Regions from separate parts of the Homo sapiens genome. Here region 1 is linked to region 2. A link is a loop called in an ENCODE intact Hi-C map of the cell type or tissue named here. Cell type or tissue: Calu3. All regions are shown on one strand. Each heading gives the region's core, and the rest is flanking DNA. Links, peaks and the distances in the headings are about the cores only. Region 1 overlaps ACBD6 (acyl-CoA binding domain containing 6). Region 2 overlaps ACBD6 (acyl-CoA binding domain containing 6).

Region 1 (2,827 bases), core at 99-2,598, 110 kb before region 2:
TGTATTTTTAATAGGGACAGGGTTTCGCCATGTTGCCCAGGCCAGTCTCGAACTCCTGGACTCAAGCAATCCACCCGCCTCCGCCTCAAAGTGCTGGGATTACAGGCGTACCTGCCATACTGCTTGTATTTTCCTACAAATATATGGGGTACCTGTGAAATTTTGTTACATGTATATAGTGCTGTACTGATCAAATCAGGGCATTTCGGGTATCTGTACATTTTTGTCAAGTGTAGTCCCTCTACTCTGCTATCAAACATTGAATTTATTCCTTCTTTCTTACTGTATGTTTATACCCTTTAACCCACTTCTCTTCATTTTCCCCTCTTCCCCCTACTTGCCCCTCCCAGTCTCTGTTATGTGTCTTTCCACTCTCTACCTCCATGTGATCAAATTTTTTAGCTCATATATATAAATGAGAACAAGTGATATTTGTCTTTTTGTGTCTGGCTTATTTCACTTAAGATAATGACCTCAAGTTCCATCCATGTTGCTGCAAATAACATTTCATTCTTTTTTATAGCTGCGTAATATTTCATTGTGTATATATACCACATTTTATTTATTCATTCATCCGTGATAGACATTTAGGTTGACTTTTTATCTTTGCCATTGTGAATAGTGCTGCAATAAGCATGCAAGTATTGATTTCTTTAGAGAAGAGGCTTTAAATGAGATTGATGAATATTTTGTTTGTTTTTAGAGACAAGGTCTTGCTGTGTTGCCCAGGCTGGAGTGCAGTGGTGCAATCCTAGCTCATTGCAGCCTCAAACTCCTGGGCTCAAGTGATCTTCCCACCTTGGCGTCCTGAGTAGCTGGGACTACAGGTGTGTGCCATCACACCAGCGAATTTTCTTTTTCTTTTTCTTTGGTAGAGATGGGGTCTTGCATGTTGCCTGGGCTGGTCTTGAACACCTGGGCTCAAGTGATCCTCCTGCCTTGGCCTCTCAAAGTGCTGGTGTTACAGGTGTGAACCACTGTGCCCAGCCAAATGGATATCTGAAATAGGCATTTCTCTAGTATAAACTTCTTTTTAAAAAAGGGATTTATAGGCTGGGTGTGGTGACTCATGCCTGTAATCCCAGCACTTTGGGAGGCCAAGGTGGGCAGATCATCTGAGGTCAGGAGTTTGAGACCAGCCTGACCAACATGGTGAAACCCCGTCTCTACTAAAAATACAAAAATTAGCCAGCAATGGTGGTACTGTAATCCCAGCTACTTGGGAGGCTGAGGCAGGAGAATTGCTTGAACCTGGGAGGCAGAGGTTGCAGTGAGCCGAGATTGTGCCATTGCACTCCAGCCTGGGCGACACAGCATGACTCCGTCTCAAAAAAAAAAAAAAAGAGAGATTTATAGAGCGGGAAAATTTTGCTTCAGGAACGAGGCAGAAAGTCCAAAATTCCTTGTCTAGGTTGTATTGTTCTAAGTATTATAAATTGAATTGTTGTTTAATTCAGTGGACTATAGAGGGCAGTGTTTCACAGTTTAAAGTTACTGATTTTTCTGTGAAACTAAATACACTTCAATTATGCTTATTTTGTGTATTTCTCTAATAGACACACAATAAAAACTATAAGATTAGAAATTATTTTTTAGCTGTACTTAATAAATAAAAATACATTTTAATGTAAAATTATAATAATTTCAATAAAGATAATCTTATTATCTTTACATCCCAAAATGATGTACTTTTGGGATAATAGATTAGAATTAAAAATGACTTTGTTTTCTTATTCAATCCATGTAAGTTAAGAAAAATAAGCATCATATGGTGATCTAAATTTATTAGAAAATTTAGAGAAAATTAGTATCCTGTGCAACTAAAATTTTCTTTTGCAAAAGAATTTTTTTTTTTTAAAGAGATGGAGTCTCACTATGTTGCCTAGGCTAGACCTGAACTCCTGGGCTCAAGTTATCCTCCTGCCTCATCCTTCCAAGTAGCTGGGACTACAGGTGCACACTGCCTTGCCCAGCTTGCAGAAGACTTTTTTAAGACTTCTTATTTGTGCATTAGAGCAGAATAAGCTTTTTGCAGATACAACAGTTACACATTTTAGTAGATTAATTGAATTATGATGTTAAAGCTATAGCTAAAAGAAATAATCTAGAAATAGTTTCTTTCCTGATTTTAATAAAACATTTCTGACTTATTTTAGTAAAAAAGTAACCTGTGTGTATTAGTTGGGAATTAAGAACTAGAACTGCATTTTATCTGTTTTTTAAATTATAAGGAGATTATTTTTTCTACTGAAAAAAAAATTCGTTCTAATGATAAACTCTATTATGACATGTTTTGTTACTAGGAACAGAGATTGATTATATTTTGGGCCAAATTTATTAACCTCCATATAGAGGTAATTTTCAGTACAGAAAAGCATGGTGTGTTATTAAAAACATTTAATGGTCTATCCTACTGACTTTATAAAGAGTTATGCAATATTTAGGAACTGTAGGATTCTTAATGCTTGTGTGTATGCTCTTATATGTGTGTATGTGTTTGTTAGTGGTCCCTGTTTGTGGTTTAAAAATGTATAGCAGTCCTCCCTGATCTATAGTTTTGCTTTCTGAGGGGTTTCAGTCACCTGAGGTCAACGGTGGTCCAAAAATATTAAGTGGAAAATTCCAGAAGTAACCAATTGATAAGTTTTAAATTGCATGCCCTGTTGTGATAAAATCTCTCCTGTCCCACTCCATACATCCCTTTGTCAAGATGTATCCATTACCTGTTCCTGTATAGGAAAAAACATAGTGTATATAGGGCTCTGTAGTGTCTACAGTTTCAGGCATCTACTAGGGGTCTTAGAATACATACCCCATGGATAAGGGG
Region 2 (2,827 bases), core at 9-2,508:
CAGAATTGAATTAATTCTGTAATTCTTTCAATTTTTAAAATGTCAGGCAATTCTTCCTCATTGAATTCAGGAAATTAGTTAATCATCTGCCTTAAAAGAACTAACTTGTTTGAATGTTGAACTGGTGGCTCATTGATGGTTTCTGAGATGTACTATTTAAATAAGTATGTGCATGTTATAAAATATATTTGGCTATGCCTAGTGTTGCTAAATTTTAAATGTTCTTTTAAATGTAACATTATAAGAACCAATTAATGATGAAGGAATTACACAGAATAACAAAATGCTTGCAAATGAGACCAAGCAATTTGCTTAGTTATACTAAGTAAACAGAGTAAGTTCTAGAAATGGTCAATATTGCTTTTGATCAAACTGATATACTCAGAGTGATTAATGCCTGAAAGATGGGAAAAAGATAAGAAAAAAAAGACTCTTCAAAGAAAAGTAATTTTTCCGTGAAATAATTATAGAATATGGAGCATATTTAAATATACTTATGGACCATATGCATGTATACATGTATAGAGATTGTTTATGCACAAATATCATCAGTAGAAAATTTGACGGCTATTGTGGACCGTAGGTAAACAATGAGATGGCAATGTAGTGTTGCTCTTACAAAGCAAATTTACTGCTGCCATTACAGTAATAGGAATATAATCTATAAAGGCCAGGGCAAAGTACTGTTATATACATAGCAATTATTAGGATGTAATTAATATAAAACATAAAGCTTAGATTTTTGTATTTCAAAAAGGATGTTGATAAATTTGAAGACTCCAGAGAAGGATTTTTTAAAATCAGTAGTTTGGAAATGGAGTTTTTGAGTAAAGTCTCATGGTCACAAAACAGTATAAGTCATGTGCAGCCCATAGATCTGTTTTTGTTTGACACCTGTAGTGTTAGTCCACAATTTATTTATAATTAACTGTCAGTTAATTTCATATAAAAGTACAGATTTTAGACTTCTCTTGAAAAATCTGCAAATATGGCAATCGTGGGCACGTTCTTCTATCAACTAGAGCTGAGTACCTACTGCCCTCTGTTGACAGGCTTTGAACTCTTCAGTTTCCCTGACCCAGTTGACCTCAGTCTTTTATATTTTTGCCTGAAGACTTTTGAGGAGTTTATAACCTTGTGTTTGGAAAGACTGTGTTTGGAGTCACGTTACCTGAATTCCAATTTCTATTCTGCCACTAACTATGACCTTGAATAAATAATAATTGTAAAATCTTAAAAGTAGGAATTGGCCAGGCGCGGTGGCTCATGCCCGTAATCCCAGCACTTTGGGAGGCCAAGGTGGGCGGATCACGAGGTCAGAAGATTGAGACCATCCTAGCTAACACGGCGAAACCCTGTCTCTATTAAAACTACAGAAAATTAGCCAGGCGTTGTGGCACACGCCTATAGTCCCAGCTACTCGGGAGGCTGAGGCAGGAGAATCACTTGAACCCAGGAGGCAGAGGTTGCAGTGAGCCAAGATCGCGCTACTGTACTCCAGCCAGGGCGACAGAGCAAGACTCCATCTCAAAAAAAAAAAAAAAGATAGAAAGGAATTTAAAGATCATCTGGTTCAACTCCCACCTAATGCAGGACTCCTCTCCACTAAATTTCCAAAAGATGGTTAAGCCAGCTAGCCTGTCTGAAGATTTCTGTTTACTTCACAAAATAGCCTATTCTGTTTCAGAAAGTGCTAATTATTAGAAATTTCTCCTACCTGTTAAATCTATGTCTGCTTACCTATAACTCACTCTCGTTTTAGTTCTGACTCTTAAAACTATGAAGAAAAGTTGTATCTCCTCCCTTCCAGGTGTCAACCGTTCTGTTATTTGAAGACAGTAGACATTTTCTTCCTAAGTCTTCTCCAGACTAGTTTCACCAACCTAGTGGCTCATTACTGAATCAATGTCCCTTTTTAAACATGTAACACTAAAAATGTACATTATATAAGATGTCTTATCACTGGTAGGGAACAGAGTAGAGCTGTAACTTAATAGATGTGACATCAAAGGCAAGGTGTCTGCCTTTACTGTTCCTCTTAAAGTGTAGCTTATTTGTAAAATGTGCTAGGCCATCAATAAGTGAATGGTTTTATAGCAAATCACTGTATAGATGTAGATATTATATTAGCCCAATATTAGCCAGACAAGTTATAGAGTTTCTTTGTAGACTTAGTGCCCAGTCTTTATTGTAGCATTGTTTTAAATATTTGCCATCCCTTTTTTTAAAAAGGTAAAGAAAAAGCAGGAAAAAAGGCTTAGACACATCTTGTATTCTTGTTGGTATCATGGCATTTGTCAGTGTGTTCATACTTTTTAATTTTCTAGTACTTGCCGACTTAATCCCATGAGCTTACTTCTAATATCAGTAAAGGGTATGAGCTGTCTATGTGGTTCAAGCTGCCACTTGAGGGTTTCTCCATTTTGTGGAGCTTTCTAATGGAATTCAAGGTTCTCTCTAAGGATGAGCATTACAAAGCCTTCCCTGGCTGCTGTGGGAGGAGGAAGTGCACCATAGGTTCAAGGACACATGTGAAGTTTAATGTGCACAAGCATGCTCCCGCTCCTGCTCCTGCTCCTGCTCCTGCTCCTGCTTACTCTGATTGGCAAGGTTAACTCTGAGAAGCTGCTGCTTTTTTAAGTGATTTGATTAGACCCATCACTTCATTCCTTTCAGTCCTCCCTCCCAAGGACCAAACCACCACTGTCTTTGCAGTCTTTGCTTTGCCCGTTACATTTTCTCTCCTTTTTTCCTGCTTTTTCATCAACTTTTAACATTTCGTAAAACAAAATAAGGAACTCAAAAGTAAACTAACTTGCCTCACTGA

What was found. Hi-C counts contacts between places; a loop is a spot of excess contacts. Peaks named below come from ENCODE experiments on the same cell type or tissue, not always from the same donor. Only the 100,000 strongest peaks of a DNase experiment are listed, where the experiment ranks them.
Region 1: a loop joins it to region 2, with 5 times the contacts of the local background. A loop is called at or near these places in 8 of 110 quality-filtered maps.

The regions. Positions count from the first base shown.
Region 1 is chr1:180,477,008-180,479,834 of GRCh38, reverse strand. All of the region lies in intron 3 of ACBD6 (acyl-CoA binding domain containing 6), which reads left to right. Among named protein-coding and RNA genes, the nearest start is that of ACBD6, 24 kb to the left of the region's middle. In Calu3, for the core only: a CTCF peak has its summit at 1,476 (motif pointing right); no DNase peak of the experiment used is centred there.
Region 2 is chr1:180,363,454-180,366,280 of GRCh38, reverse strand. The region is part of intron 6 of ACBD6 (acyl-CoA binding domain containing 6); the gene reads left to right. Among named protein-coding and RNA genes, the nearest start is that of MIR3121, 74 kb to the left of the region's middle. In Calu3, for the core only: no CTCF peak of the experiment used is centred there; a DNase peak (open chromatin) is centred at 1,040.